Linked DNA regions of Homo sapiens: region 2 is linked to region 1. A link is a loop called in an ENCODE intact Hi-C map of the cell type or tissue named here. Cell type or tissue: CD4-positive, alpha-beta T cell. All regions are shown on one strand. Links, peaks and the distances in the headings refer to the core of each region. The heading gives the core; the rest is flanking DNA. Region 1 overlaps FBXW8 (F-box and WD repeat domain containing 8). Region 2 overlaps RNFT2 (ring finger protein, transmembrane 2).

Region 1 (12,602 bases), core at 2,054-10,053:
CCCTACCAGCCTGAAGCTTCTGAGCTCAGGGTCTGGGTTTTGTTCATAGCTGTGCATGCAATGACTGGAACAGACAGACTAGAACAGCGCTTGCCATATACCCAGAGAACCCTCTATAAAGTCTTACATCTTAACACCTTATTGAATGAAATTTTAATTATGAGACCTACTGAAAACCCACCACAAACTAACTTCCACCCCTCTCCCCAGCCTCATTTTCTACTCTCCCTTCACACGGGCCGGCTTCCAGAGAGGATCCCAAATGCTCTTGCCTCTGAACTCTGATTCTCTGCCCCACCTTGCTGCAGTACCTCACCTCCTCACCTCCCAGCCCAGTGGGGTCCAGCCTGGGCTGCACATTAAATTTGCCTGGAATGCTTTAAAAAGTGCAGATACAGGCCGGGCACGGTGGCTCATGCCTGTAATCCCAGCACTTTGGGAGGCTGAGGGCAGGGGCAGATCACCTGAGGTCAGGAGGTTGAGACCAGCCTGGCCAACAGGGTGAAACCTCGTCTCTACTAAAAATGCAAAAATTAGCCAGGTGTGGTGGTGCGTGCCTGTAATCCCACCTACTTGGGAGGCTGAGGCAGAAGAATCGCTTGAACTGGGAGGTGGAGGTTGCAGTGAGCCGAGATTGTGCCACTGCATTCCAGCCTCCCAGACCAAATAAATCTGACCATTTGGGGATAGAACCAGGCATCAATGTTTTCAATATACAGCCAAGATTGAGAATCACCAACCCAGCCCAATCCTACCAACCCCTCAAGGTCTAACACAGGCCCTCCCCTCCCCTCCTTGAAGCCTGAAGCTTTCTGACTCAACTACTATGCCCTTTATCTGAAGAAACTGCTTTTACTAATACAGTCCTTATGCATTGATCGTCTCCTCAACTTGACTGTAAAGTCTTCAAGAAGGCCCTACCGCAGTGCCATAGCCTCCATCACAGTGCCTTATGCAGAGCTCATCATAAATAGTGACTGAAAGGGGGTGTCCGCAGGTAACAACCTGACTGGCTTGAGGGGTACCTCTTTATTTCCACTGCCCACTTTCCAATGGTAATGATGAGTGAAACACCCAGAATGTACACACTGATGTGCATTAGACTGCTTCCACTTATTTCCAAACTGAATAAAAACTATAAAACAGGGGATAAGCTAAATTATTTCAATAAACATGAAATTTTCCATATATCTATTTAAATTAACTTCATTCTCCATGACCAAAAGGTATGATAATAACATAAATGTTTTGCTGCAAAATGACTCAGGAGGTAAAATATAAAAGCCTCTACGTCTCCTGTATTGACAGGAACTGAGACTAAATATGCTACTGCAGCAGGTACTGCATTATGACTCAGCAGCGGGCTCTCAAATCTAACCTAAGTGAAAGCCACAATAGCATGGGAGGCAGCCTCCATGCTCATGAACTTGTGCTAAGGAAACAGACATCTTTGGTAGGGTAAAACACAGGTTGGGGCAGAGGGACCTGGACCAAACCCTAAATGTGATCTAAAAGTGCTTAACAACATTGGCCAGGAGCAGCAAGAACAGATAACGAATGGAGGTAGGAAAAAAGGCTGATTTTTCTCCAGAGCTCCAGATGTCTTTATCGCTGCCTAATGACAATTACACTCAACCAATTAAGATGCCACTATGACAGTTACATTGTCAGTAAGCCTTTGGAACCCAATGTTGATGGCTCTCTAATTAGCGTCTGTGCAAAGTACAACTGCAACTAATATACTAGCTGATGTAAGAACACTAAGGAAAAACTGAAGAAGAAAGAAGTCTTTTCCAAATGAGGATATGCCCCAGCCCAGTGAAGCTGTGTGCTTTCCCAGTCTTTTCTACACTTGGCAAGGTTGAGTTTACCTCTAAATAAATAGGTCAGAGACCATAGCTGATTTTTTGTTGAAAGAATGGGAATAGAGCCTCTCTCAAGCTCTGCACGACAGAGGGATTGACAATTTAAAATGATTTACCACCAAAGAGCTTTCATTAACTAGTAAGTTTCCAATAAGCAGACTACTTATTGGACTAAGGGACTAGAAGAATAAGAAGGAATAAATACTGTACAGCTAAAAACAACCTTTCTTCTTCATAAGTATCCAGCAGCGTTTCCATTTTGCTTCCAGGTGTCAGCTCTTATTTGCTAAAAACAAAATTTTTTAAGGCCCTTCCTAGCAAGCTGGGGGGTTGTTTTGATTTAAGAATGCTGAGAAGTAAGGTTAAGTGACTTACCCAGGGTCACAAGAAACATTTTAGTGGCACAGCTGGGATCAAAATGTGCCCCAGGTTTTTCTCAATCACTGCTTAGCCAACAAGCCACTCTGCCTCCTCAGATGACACTGTCTTTAAACAAATACTGCTTTTAAGAACCACCCCCATTTAAGTGCAATATAAGGAATTTATTGTTTTCAATATTATGACTCAGGTTTGCAGGACACAGCCCCTGACCCTAACCCATCAATTCGACCACTAAATTGCAACTGGAAGGCGAGAAGCCAACAAAAAAGGCTCAGTATGCTGGGAGCAGGACTGGGAGCTGAGCAGATGCAACCTGTTGCCTCCCATGCCTGCTTCTCAGGGGATGCAGGAGAACATATGGAACCGTTAGCAAGACTTCTTTCTCTACAGGATCATACACAAACAGCCACTCCCAAACCAAGTCACAGTTCTGTTCTGATCAGGCACCCAGAGCAGCCAAGAGGGGCCCTGTTATGAGGCTTCAGGCCAGGAACAGCAAATGGTTTCGTTTGTGTGTCAAATCCAGTACATGGTAGTGGTTGCCTAGAGCTCTGTGTTGAGAAGGATTCTGAAGCTGTGTTTCATCCAGCTTACCAGAAAAACAAATGCAGTAATGAGTTATTCATGATCACTACTGGTTGGGGAGTGAGGAGGGCAGCATCTCTGCCCCATATAAAACTCCACCTGGCCAAGTCCTAGTCATCCTTCTGGATTCAGGTTGAAAGTCATTTCCCAGCAGGAAGCTAGCCTGATGCTGAGCCTGTATGAGGTGCCTCTCCCTAGCATGTTATGGCACCGTGCTCCTCCCCAACCCTAACACCTCCCAGAGTGTTCTGTAAACACCAGTAACTGGATCCCTTGGCAGCCTATAAACTCGCCATGACCAGGGGGGTTGTGTGTGGTATTCATCCATGCTTAGTGGGTGTTGACGGAATGAATGAATCTACTGACTTAAACCCAGAAGATGGAAGTGGTTTAAAGCCTACTGAGCAATCAGGCAGAGGCTCCTAAAACTGCAGTGTCCACATTTCAAGAAACATTCGTGCCCTTAATATGTAAAAGTTTGAAGAACTATTCACTTGCTCCTTTGCTTCTTTGGTATTTCTTTGCTCCTTTGCTTCTTTGGTATTTCTTCAGTAATATCAAAGAATACCAATCAATAAAAGCAAGAGTATTTACTATTTTCTATGAAACACGATGGGGTTGTATTATGCAATTAACAAAATGAACTCAATCCCACAGTGCAGAATCCTTCTGTGGAAATGCACTACAACAAACATCAAGTGGGGCTTAAGACGCATCAATTGAAAAATAATGAACGTCTTAATGGACCTTATGAGATACATGCACTACACACTTAAAACTGTTTTCCATACATCTTGGTTAATCACAATCAATAGAGTCAGAGTCAATGATGATTATGCAGAGTTATTGTAGCTGTGGCCCTTCCCATTATTCCTCGGAGAACCAGAGATGGATAAATGCAGTCATGAGTTCACCAGTATTTATCAAGGATATTCTGGAGCTCCTTCATTAAAGATATAATAAATGTAATGCTCTCCTCTAGTCACTTATCAATATCTTACCTCAGACTTATTTACCAGAAGAGCATGTATACCTCACAGCAGAAAATAAATAAATTTAAAAGTATTTTTAAAAAGAGGTCCCTAACGGGTAATGATCGAGTTCCTTATGGGAAACAGTCCAATGTCACAATAACTAGCAGCAGAAAATCTATACAAAACAAGGTTTAAAGGAAAACTGTTAGGGGAAAAAGTTTTTTTAAAAAAGGAGAAAAATGGAACGCATGTCCTTAGTAAGTATATATGGGCAACATTTATCTCACACAACCTTATACCTATGTTATTTACAAAGCATCTGTTATCTCAACAGTCTCAAAGTAATCCATAGGCAGTATTTATTTTTCACACATACATATAAAACTAAGCGAGTGTTGGAAACACGATCCTTGAGGGCTTCAGTTCCCGAACAGAAAATATTTTTAAATTCAGGGCAAATATATACGTATTCACATTAAAGCTACTATTCATATTTTGGCATGGTATACAGTCGATAAAAAGGTCCTTTTTTAAAAAAAAATTTTTTTTGAGACAGTCTCGCTGTCACCAAGCTGGAGTGCAGTGGCATGATCCTGGCTCACTGCAACCTCTACCTCCCGGGTTCAAGTGATCCTTGTGCCTCAGCCACCCGAGTAGCTGAGATTACAGGTGTGCACCACCATGCCTGGCTAATTTTTGTATTTTTGGTAGAGAAGGGGTTTTGCCATGTTGGCCAGGCTGGTCTCAAACTCCTGACCTCAAGTGACCCACCTGCCTTGACTTCCCAAAGTGCTAGGATTACAGGCATGCCACTGTGCCCGGCTAATAACAAGGTACATTTGTAATTACTGGAAAAAGCAGAGGACAACATAGCTAAAAGCAAGGTATTTCAAGTTACCTTAGATGACTTTGTTTATTTTTTGGAGATGGAGTCTCACTCTGTTGCCCAGGCTGGGGAGCAGTGGCATGACCTCGGCTCACTGCAACCTCCACCTCCTGGGTTCTAGCGATTCTTCTGCCTCAGCCTCCCGAGTAGTTGGGATTACAGGCACGTGTCACCATGCCCAGCTAATTTTTCTATTTTTAGTAGAGACAGGGTTTCACCATGTTAGCCAGGCTGGTCTCAAACTCCTGACCCTAAGTGATCCACCCACCTTGGCCTCCCAAAGTGCTGGGAGTACAGGCATGAGCCACTGTGCCTGCCCTGTTTAAAATTATATTTTCCAATACTTCTTAATTGTAAAACAATGATAAAATTCCACTGAAGGGCCAACAGGCAAACTGAACCAACCAAAGATTCAGACACCAATTTTTACATATATAAATTTGAAGCTCCAAATTTTGCTCTCTGTCTACAAAGAACTGCAAACCCTCTCACTCTGACGCCAGGGTGTATGAATGGGGCTCAGAAAAATAAAAACATATTTGAATCAGGCCATGTCTGGCAGCTGAAGCAGCAGCCAGAGATCACTTGGTTGCTAGAGAGGTATGGGCAGTTTTGTTTTGTATCTACTTGGGCACACTTGCCTCAAAAGGAATGAAGCAAAAATGGGACAACTGAGTGTTTTTAGGGTAAGAAGAGCGCTAATGGTTTGCAGCAAATGATACAGTTCTCCTTCCAACCACACTAGGCAGAAGAGAAGCATGGATACACAGCCCTGCTCCTTCCAGCAAAGGCAGGAACGGTATGCTAAAAAGGCGGAAACCAGGGGAGAAAATATTTAGGAGTAATGAAAAAAACCTCAACACAAACAGGTTGCTTGGTGTTTTTTTTAAAACCAAAAGAGAGAAAATGTCCTCTCATATGAATAGAAAAGTGTGTTTTCTTATGCCAACTAGAATGCTTTAGCCTTATGAATCTCAAGTAACAATGAGGAGAGAGTTTATTGCAAAACACCATCATACTCCTGGGCATCTGATAAAAGCTTCTGGTGAGCTAATGGCTTAATGGTTAGCAGAGCTGGCACAAGGCCTCCAAGGAGCTACTGGTTCTACCTGAGATGCACTCTTCACTAGGTGGCTCTCCTTCACTACTTATGGCAAACGACACCTAGCCCTGCACCTCAGGTTTTATACTGTCTTTTTTGAACTCATGATGTCATCTGATTGCAACACTTAACTTCCAGAGGGCAACTGGGGAGAAGGAAGACGAGAACAGTCTAAGCATCACAAAACAGAACAGGGATGTTTCCATATGCCCCTTTCTTCTACTCTTTCTCCTCAAGGATAAACATACAATTTTCAAAACATTCTAAAATTCTAAGAGCTGTTACCACAATAAATCAAAGAAACAAACAAAAGACATGTTTCCTGAGCACTTACTATCAACTAACTTTCTAGACAAACTCTGTGCTAAAACACAAGGAAAACACACACTAAACCTCGCTAGCATTTCAGGAGGTCCAGCAGATCACAGATACAAATGCAGACAGGCGCTGAACTTTGAGAGAAAGACAGGTGACTGATTCTGTAGAGACTGGTGACTTATGAACATAAATTTTTCTCAAGTTACAGAAATGAGAAATTTTCGCTGAAAAAGCAAAGTAAAAGTTGTGTCTGAATGTCTCAGTCGCAGTTGAAGGCACGTCCACTTATCTCTCCAACAAAGAAAACAACTGGTGCAGGTCTTTTCTGCGCTGCTGCATATCCTTGCTAAGTGGTCAAGTGACAGCAGAGAAAGACAAGAACGAGGGCCAGAGAAGGCGCTCACGGAGGTAATGGAAGTCCAGAGAGTGTGGAATCGCCGAAGGGGAGTTTTCCTTTCTTACACACTTGGCTCAAAGTTTCCTGGGTCCTGGGAAAGATGTTAGACTCTGAGGGCATACAGATGCTTAATACAGGGCCCCCCCCCCCCATTTCAAGAGGGGAAAGTCAACAGCACCAAATGTTGCCAAGAGGCTGGAGAGGACGAGCCAAGAAAAGGCTATTGGTTTGTTGACCAAAAGATCACGGGTGACCTCTGAGAGTGCAGCACAGTGGGGCTGGGATGGAGCCAGCTGGAGGGAGGTTAGACGGGGAGGAAGGAAGAGGGGCAGGAGGCACGGGCTCTCACTATGTACAGCACTAACAGGAAGATGGCAGGGATGGTTTGGAGACTTCAAGTCAAAAGGTTAGATTGCAAAGAAGCTGAGGGCTACAAAAGCACTTTTAAATAATTTATTAATCTGGAAAATAAAAATTCATTCCCCTAAATCCAGTAATTCTGCTTACAGGACTCTAGCCTAGGAAAACAATCAGGATTGCAAGACTAGGAGACGATAATGAGAGAACTTTAACTCTTTATTTTATATACTTATATAGAATTTCAAGTTTCTACAGTAGCATGTGTCTAATCATTTTAAAATAAAGATTTGTAATGCTAAAAAGGAGAAAAATTTGCAGACATCTATACATAAAATATTCATAACATACATATAACAAAACACAGGAAATGACCTTAATGTCCACTATTAGGGGAATAAATAGGGAAATTGGGGTATAATTATCCAAAGTGTTTTTGCAACAAGTCAAAGAAAGTAATGAAAAATATGCAACATGAAAAAAATTCATCAGTTTGGTGAGGGAAAAGGCCACAAATCTAACAAAGGCTACAGTCACACTATGAAAAAACATGCATAGAAAAACAGACTGAAAACCAAACCAGACACATGGGAGACCTTAATAAAGGTTGTGTTCCATGCTAGAATTTGAGTGGCTTTCTCTTCTCTACTTTCTAACACGGTTGCAAAACAACATGGTTTTTACCACTGCTTTTTCTTTTTTTTTTTTTTTTTTTTTTTGAGACAGAGTCGCCCTGTCGCCCAGGCTGGAATGCAATGGTGCGATCTCAGCTCACTGCAACCTCTGCCTCCCAGGTTCAAATAATTCTCCTGCCTCAGCCTCCCAAGTAGCTAGGATTACAGGTGCCCGCCACCACGCCCAGCTAATTTTTGTATTTTTAGTAGAGATGGGGTTTCACCATGTTGGCCAGGCTGGTCTTGAACTCCTGACCTCATGATCTGCCCGCCTAGGCCTCCCAAAGTGCTGGGATTACAGGCGTGAGCCACCATGCCCGGCTGGTTTTGTTTTTCTTGTTTTTTGTTTGTTTGTTTTGTTTTGTTTTTTTGTCTTTTTTTTTTGAGATGGAGTCTTGCTCTGTCGCCCAGGCTGGAGTGCAGTGGCGCGATCTTGGCTCACTGCAAGCTCCACCTCCTGGGTTCACGCCATTCTCCTGCCTCAGCCTCCTGAGTAGCTGGGACTACAGGCACTCGCCACCATGCCCGGATAATTTTTTTGTATTTTTTAGTGGAGACAGGGTTTCACCGTGTTAGCCAGGATGGTCTCGATCTCCTGACCTTGTGATCCGCCCGCCTCGGCCTCCCAAAGTGCTGGGATTACAGGCGTGAGCCACCGCGCCCAGCCGGCTGCTTTTGTTTTTAAATAGACACATGCCACAAAAGAAAAACCAAAATGATGCTATAATAGCCAAAGCTTCAGAGCAGCAAATGAGGGCTGGAAACGGCAGCCTCACCAGCCAGCCCTGCCTGTGGATGCTGCAGAAACACAGCGGAGCGGCTCCACTCACGCACACCCAGCCTGGCCCTGAGCCTCTGCCACCTCAAGCAAGATGAGGGTCTTGGAACGCATCATCTCTAAAGTTCCTTCCAGGTTTAAAAATGTATGATTCTAAACTGAGAAAACTAAGAAAGTAGAGAACAGACATAGGCATTTCTCTAGTTTCCCATATAACATCATATATAGGTGGCAGGGGACAAGGGGAGTCTGTGTATTAAGTTTTAATGCTTACTCCATATAAAACAGTATACATTTAACAAAATATTACATACCACTCATGGTTTTAAAAGATGCTTACAGGCCGGGTGCAGTGGCTCACGCCTGTAATCCCAGCACTTTGGGAGGCTGAGGTGGGCTGATTTCTTGAAGCCAGGGGTTTGAGACCAGCCTGGCCAACATGGTGAAACCCCATCTCTACTAAAAATACAAAAATTAGCTGGGTGTGGTGGCACACGCCCGTAGTCCCAGCTACTCGGGAGGCTGAAGCAGGAGAATCGCTTGAACCTGGGAGGTGGAGGTTGCAGTGAGCTGAGATCACACCACTGCACTCCAGCCTGGGCGACAGAGTGAGACTGTGTCTCAAAACAATAAAAATTTAAATGTAAATTTTAAAAAGATGCTTACAAATTGCTGGAAAGAAAATACAGTAGATGGCTGTAAAGTTAAATATTATTTCTAAGTAAAATAATAATATAAAACAAAAAATGTTTCAGTGAAACAGCAAGGCCACACGATGAGTTGCCCTGTCAGCTGTAGATGGTCCCGTCTCTAGGAGTTCCGAGAAGAATGGACGCTAGGCTACAGTGCTAGAGAAATCTCTGGGAGGAGACAGGACTGGAGTAGGCCTTAAAGAATGGGTTCTGGGTTTCCAGTTGATGAAAATGTTCTGGAATTAGATAGTGGTGTTGGTTGCACAACCTTGTAAATCTACTAAGAAAAAATCACTGAATTGTACACTTTGAAAGAGTGAATTTTATGGCATATGAATTATACAGTCGTGTCACTAAACGACAGGGTTACACTCAGAAAAATGCATCCTTTGGTGAATTTATCATTTGTGCAAACATCACAGAGTGTTCTTACACAAACCCAGGTGGCAGAGCCTACTATACACCTAGGGTACATGAATGGCCAATGTCATATATGGGGCCCATCATTGACTAAAACGCTGTTATGCAGCATATGACTGTATCTTAACTAAAAAAATGATGCAGTCAGAGGTAACTAAATAGAACAGTGTGGAAAAAACAAAGGTACACTTGAAAAGTGTAATAAGGAAAAAGGTAGCTTGGAAAGAAATGTCAAAGAGCTTTGAATGTCAGGAAAAGTTAACTAGAAATTATTTGTAAGACTGTAGAGTAAGCAAAGACTCACGGACAAAAGAGTGAACAATCAAATGCTTTGGAAAGAATGTTTCCCCACTGGAAAAACAAGCCTCAGGGAGACAGGCACCAGGTCCTGTTCACATGATGGGTATTTGAGTGTCAAATGCGTTTATCAACGAGTGACTATTTTCAGATTTCACTGGTTTTATGTGAAAAGGAGAGTAGGGAAGAACCATGACTGGGTCCATCATGAGGTTCACTGCAATAAATATCAGTCTGGGCCTATGCAGCATGGCCCCAAACTAGGAATATTTACATAGAGAGCTGAAAAGGTGAGAAGAAGAGATTCTGCTCTCCATCAATGATGTGAAATGTACTTAATAGGTGTAAATGCAAAAATGCTTCATAGTTTAGCTCTAGGTACATAAAACTAAGCCTCTGAACAGACTCCACTTGTGCAAAAGAAAGAGAAAAGGGAAGGAAAAAAGAAGAATAAGAGAAACACGAGGTAAGTACAAGAGAAAGAAGGGGTGAGTTGGCCACTGTCTCTTTAAGAAGCTCCTTGGAGATACATAACTGTAGAAAGCCTGGTGAATTCAACATTGATTGGGAATGAGGTAACCACAAACACCGCTGTCTCAAATGAAAAGGGATTCAAGATCTGACCCAGAAAACAAGCATCGTAACCACCAGATAAAATTTTAATGATAAACACAAGATGCTCTACATACAAGCAAGACTGAAGTCTCTCATGCTAAGCCATCAACGTAAGGTTTTCTTAGAAAGAGGAGCCACCAGGAGCCTCTCGACCCACAGATCAAGTTTCATCCTATCGATCCACAGAACGTGGCCATCGTGCTCTGTGCTGGCATAATCTGTAATGTTGAACAGACCCCGAGGGAACAGAGAGGCAGAGAGAGAAGGACTGGCATCTGGACTCGTAGGGGGCCTGCCCTTCGGGAGCTCCAGAGAAGAAATTCATAATTGGCTTTGAGAGTCAAGGCTCTCCTTTATTTTTAAGTTCTTTTGCGACTCTTTCAGTCCAGTCTCAGCCTTCTGTCCTCAAGTGTCTTCTGACACTCTAGGCAGAGATCCCTTTAAGCTGGAATGATCTAAGTACCTTCCGGAGTTCACACCAAACTGTAGCATCCGTGGGTAGAAAGGAGCTGCATATCAGTTGATCGCAGGCCCACATTTTAGCAACGAGCATCGATAACTTAATGGACAGAATCGCAAGTATCTGGACCATCAACCTTTCTAAAACTAGTTCTGCAGCACTCCCAAGAAGGGCTTTCACCTCTAAATCATAGCCAGTGAAACAGAAACTGAAGAAAAGCCTGCCTCCTGGGTACATCTTGTTTAAAGCAGAAATACTTTTTTTCATAGGCACTGCATGCCACAAAATATTAAAATAATCCGACTGTGTGGAATTTCTATTCAAAAGGTGCTCTTTAAGGAATGCTGCTTAAAGAAAGATTTTTCTTTAAAGAAAAGGACTCCTCTACTACTGAGTTTTAAAGTCCAAGGTTTGTTTTATTTTCCCATAGGCAGGAAGTTCCCTAAGGCGTCTCACTCCATAGCTGATCCAAACTAAGAAATTTAAGTGTTCTGCTTTCTACTTTATGGCATTAAGTATACAGTCTGAGGCTGTAGTTCATGACATCTTCCTAATCCAAAAAGAAAACTGATCTTATTGTAGAGTAAATAAATATATAAATGTACCTCTGTAACAAAGTAGGAAGACTTCATCAAAGTGGTTTTTGGGACAGAAGCTGAAGGAATTTACAGAAGCTAAAATTAAATGTGTTGGCCATGGAGAAAAAAAAAAACAATGTCAGGACAACTTAAGTAACAAATAGGTACTATATGGTGGGGAAGGAAGATTATGTGTGGCCAAAGCCCTTCTTCACAATAAGGGATTTAGAAAAAGAGAATGAGAACAGGGCCTGTCTGTGCCAACACTTATTATCTTTGCTTGACTTTTTTATGTCTTCATAAAATACAAACTGTTTGCCTTAATGAAAATCTCACATAACATGCCACAAGAGTGATTTAAAAGCTGGGAAAGACATATTGAGACAAATGGATCACAGATCCGCTCTACACCATGTGCTTCTCACCCTTGCTGCGCGCTCTCACGTCCTTGGGAACAGAATCACGGAGACTCTCCCTCTTCCACATGGGCTGTAACTGAGGGAGGTACATGCTCTCAAAGGAAGCTAAGGTCACTGGTACTCAGAGGGTGGTATGAGAAAAATGAAAGACCTTCAGATGCAGAGCACTCAGTGGAAACGGTTTGGCTTACCCCGCAATGACCACACCATCGTGAGAATGCACATCACACAAAACTGTGTCAGGAACATGCTCCAGCTCGCTCACGGCACCTTTGCGATTCTGCGTGAGGAAAAGGGGGATGCAGTTTAGACTGCTCTCGGGACAGCCCGAAAGCCAAGCATCGTGCTTTTTCACCTACTTTCCACAGCAATTCTCTACAGCATGGACAACAAGTGCATTCAAAGTTCCATGGGCATTCAAAAAGACAAAGATGATGACTAACATGCTAAGCTGTTAAGCATGGGCGAGTTACCATATATCCCAAAGGCACTGAACTCGAGGACACAGGACGTGTGAGACATTGCCCCATCCTCCAGGAGGTTACAGAATAGAAAGCAAATATGTGCTCACCAATAACTACCATCCACAATAGGCTGGCATGTATCTGCTGGGAGTGGCAAGTATCTAAAGAAACTTATAAAGTATGTGAAAAAGTTCCGTTCAGCAAAAAGAAAGTATTACATGATACCTTACCTGTTAATTCTTATAAGGACTCTCAGAATAAAATGCAAAATTATATACAAATAGATAAAGATCAGGATGAGGAAAAGGAGATGAGATGATACTATTTCTAACTGAGAGGC
Region 2 (12,602 bases), core at 1,723-9,722, 200 kb after region 1:
AGAAACCACCTCCAACCAACCAACTGCTCTTATCAATGTGATTAATCCACCTGGCAGCTCTTTTTACTCCAATGAATAATAGATTCCAGTTTAATTCTCTATGAATCCAAACCAAAGGTGGAATAGGAAGAGGGAATTAGCAATGTTCTGGGAAGACAGAAACTGAAGGACAAAGGAGGTAGTTCTCTCCTAATCAGCTGCGACGCCTAAGCTTACTAAGGGCCATGTAGACCTGCTCTTATGGAAGATACGCACATACAGGCAAAGTGTCACCTGTGTCTTCATGAGCATCAAGGACCCCTGGAGGCCCGTCCATGGATACAGAGATCCTCTCAGCTCCTAAAATTTAAGTCAAGGTGCCATTTGGATGTTACTGCATTTGAGACAGACCTAGCCCCCAAAGCTGCCTCCTACTGTTTTGTTTGTTTGTTTTTGAGACGGACTTTCGCTCTTGTTGCCCAGGCTGGAGTGTAGTGGCGCAATCTCAGCTCATTGCAACCTCCGCCTCCTGGGTTCAAGTGGTTCTCCTGCCTCAGCCTCCCAAGTGGCTGGGATTACAGGCGCCCACCACCATGCCCAGCTAATTTTTGTATTTTTAGTAGAGACGGGGTTTCACCATGTTGGCCAAGCTGGTCTCGAACTGCTGAACTCAGGTGATCTACCTGTCTCAGCCTCCCAAAGTGCTGGGATTATAGGCGTGAGCCACTGTCCTTGCCCCCTCCTACTGTTTTAACAACAGCAGAAAGGAGTTTGCATAAAGAAGATGAGACTAAGGGTCAGGAAGGACCTCTGACTCTGTCCCCAACTCCGAACCTCAATGTGCTCATGTGCAAATGGAGACTGGGTTGTCCTCCATGCTGCATGGAGGCCCAAGTGCTTTTGAGAAAGCAGACGATGCTATAGAAGGGTCAGTGAAGCTGGTGATTATTATGGGATCACCTGTGCAGGAGAAAGCACAGACTTTAAAAAAAAAATTATTTCCATAGGTTTTTGGTGAACAGGTGGTATTACATGAATAAGTTCTTTTGTGGTGATTTGTGAGATTTTCGTGCACCCATCACCTGGGCAGTATACACTGAACCCAATTTGTAGTCTTTAATCCCTCACTCCCTTCCCACTCTTTCCCCCAGAGTCCCCAAAGTCCACTGTATCATTCTTATGCCTTTGCATCCTCATAGCTTAGCTACCACTTATGAGTGAGAACATACAAAAGGTTTAGCTTTTCATTCCTGAGTTACTTTACTTAGAATAATAGTCTCCAATCCCATCCAGGTTGCTGCGAATTCCATTAATTCATTCCTTTTTATGGCTGAGTAGAATTCCATCATATACATATACCAGTTTCTTTACCCACTCATTGGTTGATGGGCATTTGGGATGGTTCTACATTTTTGAAATTGTGAATTGTGCTGCTATAAACATGAGTATGTAAGTATTTTTTTCGTATAATGACTTCTTTTCCTCTGGGTAGATGCCTAGTAGTAGGATTGCTGGATCAAATGGTAGTTCTACTTTTAGTTCTTTCCCCCCCCGCCCCCTTTTTTTTTTGAGATGGAGTCTCGCTCTGTCACCCAGGCTGGAGTGCAGTGGCGCGATCTCGGCTCACTGCAAGTTCCAACTCCCAGGTTCACGCCATTCTCCTGCCTCAGCCTCCCGAGTAGCTGGGACTACAGGCGTCTGCCACCACATCCAGCTAATTTTTTTTTTGTTATTTTTTTTTTTAACTGAGATGGGGTTTCACTGTGTTAGCCAGGATGGTCTCGATCTCCTGACCTTGTGATCCACCCACCTCAGCCTCCCAAAGTGCTGGGATTACAGGCGTGAGCCACTGCGCCCCACCTAGTTCTACTTTTAGTTCTTTAAGGAATCTCCACACTGTTTTCCATAGTGGTTGTACTAGTTTACATTCCCACCAGCAGTGCAGAAGTGTTCCCGCATTCATGCCGACATCTATTATTTTTTGATTTTTTGATAATGGCCATTCTTGCTGGAGTAAGGTGGTACTGCATTGTGGTTTTGATTTGCATTTCCCTGATCGGTAGTGATGCTGAGCATTTTTTCATAAGTTTGTTGGCCATTTGTATATCTTCTTTTGAGAATTGCCTATTAACATCCTTAGGCCACTTTCTGATGAGATTTTTTTTTTTTTTCTGAAAGCACAGACTTTTGAAAACTAGCTCAATTAAATGTTTCCTACATGCCAGGCACCATGCTAAACATTGCCTTCTTTTTATTTTTTCTTAAACAGAGAAGGTCTTGTTCTGTTGCCCAGGCTAGAGTGCAGTGGTGCAATCATAGCTCACTGCAGCCTCAAACTCCTGGGATCAAGCAATCCTCCTGCTTCAGCCTCCTGAGTAGCTAGGATGACAGGCACATGCCCCCACACCTGGCTAACTTTTTAAAAAAACTTTTGCAAGCCAGGTATGGTGGCTCACGCCTGTAATCCCAGCACTTTGGGAGGCTGAGGTGGTCGGATCACCTGAGGTCAAGTGTTCAAGACCAGCCTGGCCAACGTGGTGAAACCCCATCTCTACTAAAAATATAAAAATTAGCCAGGCATGGTGGCATGCACCTGTAATCTCAGCTACTCAGGAGGCTGAGGCAGGAGAATCACTTGGTAATCTTGGTGGTGCACACCTGTAATCTCGCTACTTGGGAGGCAGAGGTTGCAGTGAGCCGAGATTGCACCACTGCACTCCAGCCTGGGTGACAGAGTGAGACTTCATCTCAAAAAAAAAAAAAAAAATTGGTAGAGAAGAAAGGGGTCTTGCTATGTTGCCCAGACTGGTCTCAAACTCCTGGGTTCAAGGGATCCTCCCGCCTCAGCCTCCTGAGTTGCTGGGATTACAGGCATAGGCCACCATACCCAGTACTTGTGCTAAACACCTTGTATGCACTATTTCTTTCTTTGTTTTTTTTTTTTGTTTTGAGATGGAGTGAAACCATCTCAAACCATCAAACCATCTCAACCCAGGCTGGTGTGCAATGACACAATCTTGGCTCACTTCAACCTCCACCTCCCAGGTTCAAGCAATTCTCCTGCCTCAGCCTCCCAAGTAGCTGGGATTACAGGTGTGAGCCACCATGGCTGGCTAATTTTGTATCTTTTTAGTAGAGACGGGGTTTCACCACGTTGTTCAGGCTGGTCTCAAACTCCTGACCTCAAGTGATCCACCTGCCTTGGCCTCCCAAAATGCTGGGATTGCATGCATGAGCCACAGTGCCTGGCTCTTTTCTTTTTTTCTGTTTTTTTTTTTTTTTTGAGACAGTCTCACTCTGTCACCCGGGTTGGAGGGTGGTGGTGTGATCTCGGCTCACTGCAACCTCTGCCTCCCAGATTCAAATGATTCTCATGCCTCAGCCTTCTGAGTAGTTGGGATTACAGGCGTGAGCCACCGCGACCGGCCTGGATGCACTATTTCATTCAATCCTTTCAATGGGTTTGTGAATTGGTGCCAACAGGCTCTTTTCCAGAGGCGGCACCTGAGGCTGAGATCACCAAGGTAACCTAATTGAGGGTCTGCAGGTGGGTGGAGGAGCAGGGATTTGAACCTGGAATGAGCACGGGCTCAACTACCCAGGTGCAAATCATGATGCCATCACTTGCACTGGCTGTGTGACCTCAGGTAAGGAACTTAGTGTCTCTGAGCCACTGTTTCCTCAGTGGGAAAATGACAGAAAAATGATTTTGTTTCCCTCCCAGGTTGCTGGGATGAACCTGCTGAGATGAGCAATGGGCTCAGTACTGTGCCGGGCACGCAGTTAGTGCTCAGCAGACACAGAGGACATGCAGGAGGATGGTGGTGAAGCTCTATGTCCACCCAGCAGCATAAGAGGAATGGCCATAAGCATGAAGGTGGAATGAAAGTAACCTAATGGGGCCAGGCATGGTGGCTCACGCCTGTAAACCCAGCACTTTTGGAGGCCAAGGTGTGCGGATTACCGGAGGTCAGGAGTTTGAGACCAGCCTGGCCAACATGGTGAAACCCCGTCTCTACTAAAAATACAAAATTAGCTAGGCGTGGTGGTGTGTGTCTGTAGTCCCAGCTACTGGGGAGACTGAGGCAGAGGAATTGCTTGAACCTGGGAGGCAGAGGTTACAGTGCGCCAAGATCATGCCACTGCACTCCAGTCTGGGCAACAGAGCAAGATTCCGTCTCAAAAAGAAAAAAACAAAAAATGAAAGTGAGCTAATGAGCTGAATGTCTGCGGCGTAAAGGGACTGGGCTAGGTGTACGTGGAGGAGATGCTGCTGTTGGAGGGGAGAAAGAAGGAACATTCAGGGATCTACCCAGGGGTGATAGACCGAAGAATGGCCTCCCTAGGAGGCTGAGGTCAGAGGATTGCTTGAATCCGGGAGTTGGAGGCTACAATGAGCTATGGTCATGCCACTGCACTGCAGCCTGGACAACAGAGCAAGACTCTGTCTCTAAAAATTATGAAATAAAAGAAGAGGTTTTGGTGAGATCATGGCGGATGGGAGGCAGGACTAGATTGCAGCTCCAGAGAGAGCAGCGGGCGGCAGCTCGCATTGTGAATTTTAGCACCAGATTGACTGCAAGGACAAACCAGCAATCCCGAGAGGACCCACAGACTCTCTGAAGGAAACGGACTGCTCCTGCAGGACCCAGGAGAGCCCCCCAAAACTGCGAATGCCCCAACTGCGGAAGTGGGAAAGGGAGACCCTCCTCTCCCGAACACTCACCCTCACGGGGGAAGCTGAAGGTCTGTTTGCAGGAGAAGTTTCCAACTTTATCTGGCGCTGAGTCAATTTGGAAAGCCAAGCAAAATACAGGCGTAGAGGAAGCAGCAGCAAGGCCCTGGGAGCTCACTGGGTCCCCCAGCAGCCCATTCCTGTCTGGCACCACGGGGATCCAATGGGTAGGAGCAAGGGCTAAAACTCCACAGGGAGAAGCAAATCTCTAGCTGAACTGTGTAACAATTTGAACAGGGTAAGAAGCCTCCTGGCCAGAACTCAGGGGAGGGTGCAAATCCAGTGTGCAGACTCCACAGCGGCGGCACGAACTAAACCCTCTTCTTTGGCAGCTGGGAGGCGGATAGTCTGGGGCAGGTTTTCAAGCCCCTATCGCTCTCCACCTGGAAATGGTCTGGGGGCTGTTGTGGTGGGCATGGTGGGAGTGAGACCGGCCCTTCGTTTTGCAGGGGAGCTGGGTGAGGCCTGTGACTGCCAGCTTTCCCCCACTTCCCTGACAACCTGCATGACTCAGCAGAAGCAACCATAATCCTCCTTGGTACACAACACCAGTGACCTGGGAATGTCATCTACTTAACCCATAGCAAGACCCGCCCAAGGAGAGTGAGAGGTCAGAAACGCCTAGCCTCACCCCAACCCGATGGTCCTTCCCTCCTACCCACCCTGGTAGCGGAAGACAAAGGCCATAGAAACTCGAGAGTTCTAGAGCTCCACGGGTTCCTCGCCACGCTACCACAGCTGATGCTCTCTGGAAAGCGCCACCTCCTGGCAGGAGGCCAACCAGCACAAAAATAGCGCATTAAACCACCAAAGCTAAGAACCCTCACGGAGTCCATTGCACCCTCCACCACCTCCATGGCAACAGGCACTGGTATCCATGGCTGAGAGACCCATAGACAGTTCACATCACAGGACTCTGTGCAGACAACCCCCAGTACCAGCCTGGAGCCAGGTAGACTCGCTGGGTGGCTAGACCCAGAAGACAGACAACAATCACTGCAGTTTGGCTCACAGGAAGCCACATCCATAGGAAAAGGGGGAAGAGTACCAAAAAGAGGGAAAACCCCCTGGGACAAAAGAATCTGAACAACAGCCTTCAGCCCTAGACCTTCCGTCTGACGGAGTCTACCCAAATGAGAAGGAACCAGAAAACCATCCCTGGTAATATGACAAAACAAGGCTCTTCAACACTCCCCCAAAATCACACTAGTTCACCAGCAATGGATCTAAACCAAGAAGAAATCCCTGATTTACCTGAAAAAGAATTCAGAAAGTTAGTTATTAAGCTAATCAGGGAGGGACCAGAGAAAGGCAAAGCCCAGTGCAACGAATTCCAAAATATGATACAAGAAGTGAAGGGAGAAATATTCAAGGAAATAGATAGCTTAAAGAAAAAACTATTAAAAATTCAGGAAACTTTGGACACATTTTTAGAAATGCGAAATGCTCTGGAAAGTCTCGGCAATAGAATTGAACAAGTAGAAGAAAGAAATTCAGAGCTCGAAGACAAGGTCTTTGAATTAACCCAATCCAACAAAGACAAAGAAAAGGGAATAAGAAAATATGAACAAAGCCTCCAAGAAGTCTGGGATTATGTTAAATGACCAAACCTAAGAATAATCAGTGTTCCTGAAGAAGAGAATTCTGAAAGCTTGGAAAACATATTTGGGGGAATAATCGAGGAAAACGTCCCCGGCCTTGCTAGAGACCTAGACATCCAAATACAAGAAGCACAAAGAACACCCGGGAAATTCATCGCAAAAAGGTCTTTGCCTAGGCACACTGTCATCAGGTTATCCAAAGTTAAAACGAAGGAAACAATCTTAAGAGCTGTGAGACAGAAGCACCAGCTAACCTATAAAGGAAAACCCATCAGATTAACAGCAGATTTCTCAGCAGAAACCCTACAAGCTAGAAGGGATTGGGGCCCTATCTTCAGCCTCCTCAAACAAAACAATGATTAGCCAAGAATTTTGTATCCAGTGAAACTAACAATCATATATGAAGGAAAGATACAGTATTTTCAGACAAACAAATGCTAAGAGAATTCACCCATTACCAAGAATTTGCCATTACCAAGTCACCACTATAAGAACTGCTAAAAGGAGCTCTAAATCTTGAAACAAATCCTGGAAACACATCACAACAGACCCTCTTTAAAGCATAAATCACACAGGACCATAAAACAAAAATACAAGTTAAAAAGCAAAAACAAAAAATGAAAAAACCAAAGTACACAGGCAACAAAGAGCATGATGAATGCAATGGTACCTCACATTTCAATACTAACATTGAATGTAAGTGGCCTAAATGCTCCACTTAAAAGACACAGAATCACAGAATAGATAAGAACTCACCAACCAACCATCTGCTGCCTTCAGGTGACTCACCTAACACATAAGGACTCACATAAACTTAAAGGGGTGGAAAAAGGCATTTCATGCAAATGGACACCAAAAGCAAGCAGGGGTAGCTATTCTTATATCAGACAAAACAAACTTTAAAGCAACAGTGGTTAAAAGAGACAAAGAGGGACATTATATAATGGTAAAAGGCCTTGTCCAACAGGAAAATATCACAATTCTAAATATATATGCACCTAACACTGGAGCTCCCACATTTATAAAACAATGACTAACAGACCTAAGAAATGAGATTGACAGCAACATAGTAATAGTAGGGGACTTCAGTATTCCACTGGCAGCACTAGACAGGTCATCAAGACAGAAAGTCAACAAAGAAACAATGGATTTAAACTATACCTTGGAACAAATGGATTTAACAGATACATACAGAACATTTCATCTGACAACCGCAGAATACACATTCTATTCAACAGCGCATGGAACTTTCTCCAAGATAGACTATATGATAGGCCACAAAACGAGCCTCAATAAATTTAAGAAAATTGAAATTATATCAAGTACTCTCTCAGACCACGGCAGAATAAAACTGGAAATCAACTCCCAAAGGAACCTTCAAAACCATGCAAACACATGGAAATTAAATAACCTGCTCCTGAATGAGCATTGGATCAAAAATGACATCAAGATGGAAATTAAAAAATTCTTCAAACTGAATGACAATAATGACACAACCTATCAAAACCTCTGGGATATGGCAAAGGTGGTGCTAATAGGAAAGCTCATAGCCCTAAATGCTTACATCAAAAAGACTGAAAGAGCACAAACTGACACTCCAAGGTCACCCCTCAAGGAACTAGAGAAACAAGAAGAAACCAAATCCAAACCCAGCAGAAGAAAGGAAATAACCAAGATCAGAGCAGAACTAAATGAAATTGAAACAAAAAAATTCAAAAGATAAACGAAACAAGAAGCTGATTCTTTGAAAAGATAAATAAAACTGATAGACCATTAGCAAGATTAACCAAGAAAAGAAGAGAGAAAATCCAATGACCTCACTAAGAAACGAAACAGGAGATATTTCAAGTGACACCACTGAAATATAAAAGGCCAATCAAGGCTACTATGAACACCTTTATGCACAAAAACTAGAAAACCTAGAAGAGATGGATAAATTCCTGGAAAAATACAACCCTTCTCGCTTAAATCAGAAAGAACTAGATACCCTAAACAGACCAATAACAAGCAGCGAGATTGAAATGGTAATTTAAAAATTACCAACAAAAAAAAGTTCAGGACCAGACAGATTCACAGCAGAATTCTACCAGACATTCGAAGAATTGGTACCAATCTTTTTAACATTATTCCACAAGATAGAGAAAGAAGGAACCCTCCCTAATTCATTCTATGAAGCCAGCATCACCCTAATACCAAAACCAGGAAAGGACATAACCAAAAAAGAAAACTACAGATGGATATCCTTGATGAACATAGATGCTAAAATCCTTAACAAAATACTTGCTAACCGAATCCAACAAATTACCAAAAAGATAATCCACCATGATCAAGTGGGTTTCATACCAGGGATGCAGGGATGGTTTAACATGCACAAGTCAATAAATGTGATACACCACGTAAACAGAATTAAAAACAAAAATCACATGATCATTTCAATAGATGCAGAAAAAGCATTTGACAAAATCCAGCATCCCTTTATGATTAAAACTCTCAGCAAAATGGCATACAAGGGACATACCTTAGTGTAATAAAAGCCATCTATGATAAACCCACAGCCAATATAAAACAAACTTTCCAGATACAAGATTAATGTACAGAAGTCAGTAGCTCTTTTATACACCAACGGCGACCAAGTAGAGAATCACATCAAGAACTCAACCCCTTTTACAATAGCTGCAAAACAAAAAACAAAAAACAAAAAAAAACCTTAGGAATATACCTAACCACGGAGTTGAAAAACCTCTACAAGGACAACTACAAAACATTGCTGAAAGAAATCATAGATGACACGAACAAATGGAAACACATCCCATGCTCATGAATGGGTAGAATCAATACTGTGAAAATGACCCTACTGCCAAAAGCAATCTACAAATTCAATGCAATCCTCATCAAAATACTACCATCATTCTTCACAGAATTAGAAAAAAAAAATTCCAAAATTCATATGGAACCAGAAAAGAGCCCACATAACTGAAGCAAGACTAAGCAAAAAGAAAAAGCTGGAGGCATCACACTACCTGATTTCAACCTATACTATAAGGCCATAGTCACCAAAACAGCATGGTACTGGTACAAAAATAAGGACATATCTTTTCCTTTCAGCCGGAACTGCCATCTTCTAGTAATTCGCCAAAATGACGAACACAAAGGGAAAGAGGAGAGGCACCCGATATATGTTCTCTAGGCCTTTTAGAAAACATGGAGTTGTTCCTTTGGCCATGTATATGTGAATCTATAAGAAAGGTGATATCGTAGACATCAAGGGAATGGGTACTGTTCAAAAAGGAATGCCCCGTAAGTGTTACCATGGCAAAACTGGAAGAGTCTACAATGTTACCCAGCATGCTGTTGGCATTGTTGTAAACAAACAAGTTAAGGGCAAGATTCTTGCCGAGAGAATTAATGTGCATATTGAGCACATTAAGCACTCTGAGAGCCGAGATAGCTTCCTGAAATGCATGAAGGAAAATGATCAGAAAAAGAAAGAAGCGGAAGAGAAAGGTACCTGGGTTCAACTCAAGCGCCAGCCTGCTCCACCCAGAGAAGCACACTTTGTGAGAGCCAATGGGAAGGAGCCTGAGCTGCTGGAACCTATTCCCTGTGAATTCATGGCATAATAGGTGTTAAAAAAAAAAAAAAAAAAGACCTCTGGGCTATAAAAAAAAATAGGGACATAGACCAATGGAACAGAATAGAGAACCCAGAAATAAACCAAAATACTTACAGCTAACTGAACATAACAAAAACATAAAGTGGGGAAAGGACACCCTTTTCAACAAATGGTGCTGGGATAATTGGCTAGCCACATGTAGGAGAGTGAAACTGGATCCTCATCTCTCACCTTATACAAAAATCAATTCAAGATGGATTAAGGATTTCAACCTAGGACCTAAAACTATAAAAATTCTAGAAGATAACATTGGAAAAACCCTTCTAGACATTGGCTTAGGCAAGGATTTCATGACCAAGAACCCAAAAGGAAATGCAATAAAAACAAAGATAAATAGCTGGGACCTAATTAAACTAAAGAGCTTTTGCACAGCAAAAGGAACAGTCAGCAGAGTAAACAGACAACCCACAGAGTGGGAGAAAATCTTCACAATCTGTACATCTGACAAAGGACTAATATCCGGAATCTACAACAAACTCAAACAAATCAGTAAGAAAAAAACAAACAATCCCATCAAAAAGTGGGCTAAGAACATGAATAGACAATTTTCAAAAGAAGATATACAAATGGCCAACAAACATGAAAAAATGCTTAACGCTGCTAATGATCAGGGAAATGCAAATCAAAACCACAATGTGATACCACCTCACTCCTGCAAGAATGGCCATAATCAAAAAGTCAAAAAACAATAGATGCTAGTGTGAATGCGGTGGACAGGGAACACGTCTACACTGCTGGTGGGAATGTAAACTAGTACAACCGCTATGAAAAACAGTGTGAGAGATTCTTCAAAGAACTAAAAGTAGAACTACCATTTGATCCAGCAATCCCACTACTGGGTATCTACCCAGAGGAAAAGAAGTCATTATTCAAAAAAGATACTTGCACACGCAAGTTTATAGCAGCACAATTCACAATTTTAAAATTGTGGAACCAACCCAAATGCCCACCAATCAACGGGTGTATAAAGAAATTGTGGTGTATATATATGTATATACATATATACATGGTGGAATGCTACACAGCCATAAAAAGGAATGAATTAACAGCACTTGCAGTGACCTGGATGAGATTGGAAACTATTATTCTAAGTGATGTAACTCAGGAATGGAAAACCAAACATTGTACGTTCTCACTGATATGTGGGAGTTAAGCTATGAGGACGCAAAGGCATAAGAATGATACAATGAACTCTGGAGACTTGCCGGGAAGACTGTGCCTGGCTTGTGGCTTATTTGTTGCAGCAGCCACAGGAGACTAGGTCGGAAAGTGACTCACCTTCAGTGAGACCTGTTCTCGAAGCGTGGAGTTGGCATAGGCGAAGGTGCTGGCCATCCCGATGCACACAGCAATGCCTGTGGGACAGAGAAGGGCCTGATGTCACCCACTTAGACTCATCAGGCCTAGCCCAGGTGCTGAGCAACATGGGGGAAAAGGCACATCCCTGGTCCCCTCAGAGTTGACAGAAGAGAGAGAAAAATAAAAAAAATCCCACTTCTTGGGGATTTGGGCTGCCATCTAAATCTCTGGGAATTCTGAGCCATTCTGACTTAGGGACAGGATTTAGGTCCCTGTGGGGATACTTTATAGCACTGGATCAGGGGATGGGCTGTGCAGTCTGGTAAGGGCTGGGTTCAATTCCCAGCTCTGCCACTTCCTCTCTGTTTGAGCTTGGGCAAGTCACCGCACCTCTCTAAGCCCCAGTTTCCTCATCTGTAAAATGGACAGAACAATAACATTACTTATACCTCATAGAGGGATAAAGCTTCTAGATCATAATCCCTAGCAGTTAGTGAATGATGCCTCTTATTATTTCTACTTTTAAAAAGAATCTGATTGATAGAATCAGATAGAATTTGTGATAAAAGCATACATTGAAAAAACTCACCGCTGGGTGCAGTGGCACACACTTGTAATCCCAGCACTTTGGGAGGCCGAGGTGGGCAGATCACTTGAGGCCAGGAGTTTGAGACCAGCCTGGCCAACATGGTGAAATCACATCTCTAGTAAAAATACAAAAATTAGCCACACATGGTGGCATGTGCCTGTAGTCACAGCTACCCAGGAGGCTGAGGCACAAGAACTGCTTGAACCCAGGATGGGGAGGCTGCAGTGAATTGAGATCACACCACTGCACTCCAGCCTGGGCAACAGAGCAAGACTCTGTCTCAAAAAAAAAAAAAAAAAAAAGAAAAAGAAAAAAGAAAAAGAAAAAACTTACAACGCCATAAGGAATTCAAGTTTAATGTTCAATGAGAAAAAAAAATCCCAGCTAACAGACAAACATGACCCAGGCAGATGGCAGAACGGAATTGAATTTTCTTCCACCAGTCATTTCATTGCCACTGTTTGCCAAGCTACAATCTTGGAATTCTCCCCAAATAATGATTTTCGAGTCCTGCTTTTTGTTATTTGTAGACAGGATTCCTCTTTCACCTGATGCACTTACTGTTTATTTATTGAGACACTGTCTCACTCTGTCGCCCAGGCTGGAGTGCAGTGGTGCGATCTCAGCTCACTGCAACCTCCACCTCCTGGGTTCAAGTGATTCTTGTGCCTCAGCCTCCCGAGTAGCTGGGACTACAGGTGTGTGCCACCACACCTGGCTAATTTT

The links. Peaks named below come from ENCODE experiments on the same cell type or tissue, not always from the same donor. Only the 100,000 strongest peaks of a DNase experiment are listed, where the experiment ranks them.
Region 2: a loop joins it to region 1, with 2.9 times the contacts of the local background. A loop is called at or near these places in 2 of 110 quality-filtered maps.

What each region holds. Positions count from the first base shown.
Region 1 is chr12:116,949,094-116,961,695 of GRCh38, reverse strand. It overlaps FBXW8 (F-box and WD repeat domain containing 8), which reads right to left. Exons shown (of 11, transcript NM_153348.3): 4 at 11,990-12,078. Among named protein-coding and RNA genes, the nearest start is that of FBXW8, 44 kb to the right of the region's middle. In CD4-positive, alpha-beta T cell, for the core only: no CTCF peak of the experiment used is centred there; a DNase peak (open chromatin) is centred at 5,825.
Region 2 is chr12:116,752,725-116,765,326 of GRCh38, reverse strand. RNFT2 (ring finger protein, transmembrane 2) reads right to left here. Exons shown (of 11, transcript NM_001382266.1): 5 at 11,267-11,343. It also overlaps the pseudogene RPL21P105. Among named protein-coding and RNA genes, the nearest start is that of RNFT2, 21 kb to the right of the region's middle. RefSeq lists enhancers at 4,397-5,596, 5,122-5,706. In CD4-positive, alpha-beta T cell, for the core only: no CTCF peak of the experiment used is centred there; a DNase peak (open chromatin) is centred at 5,436.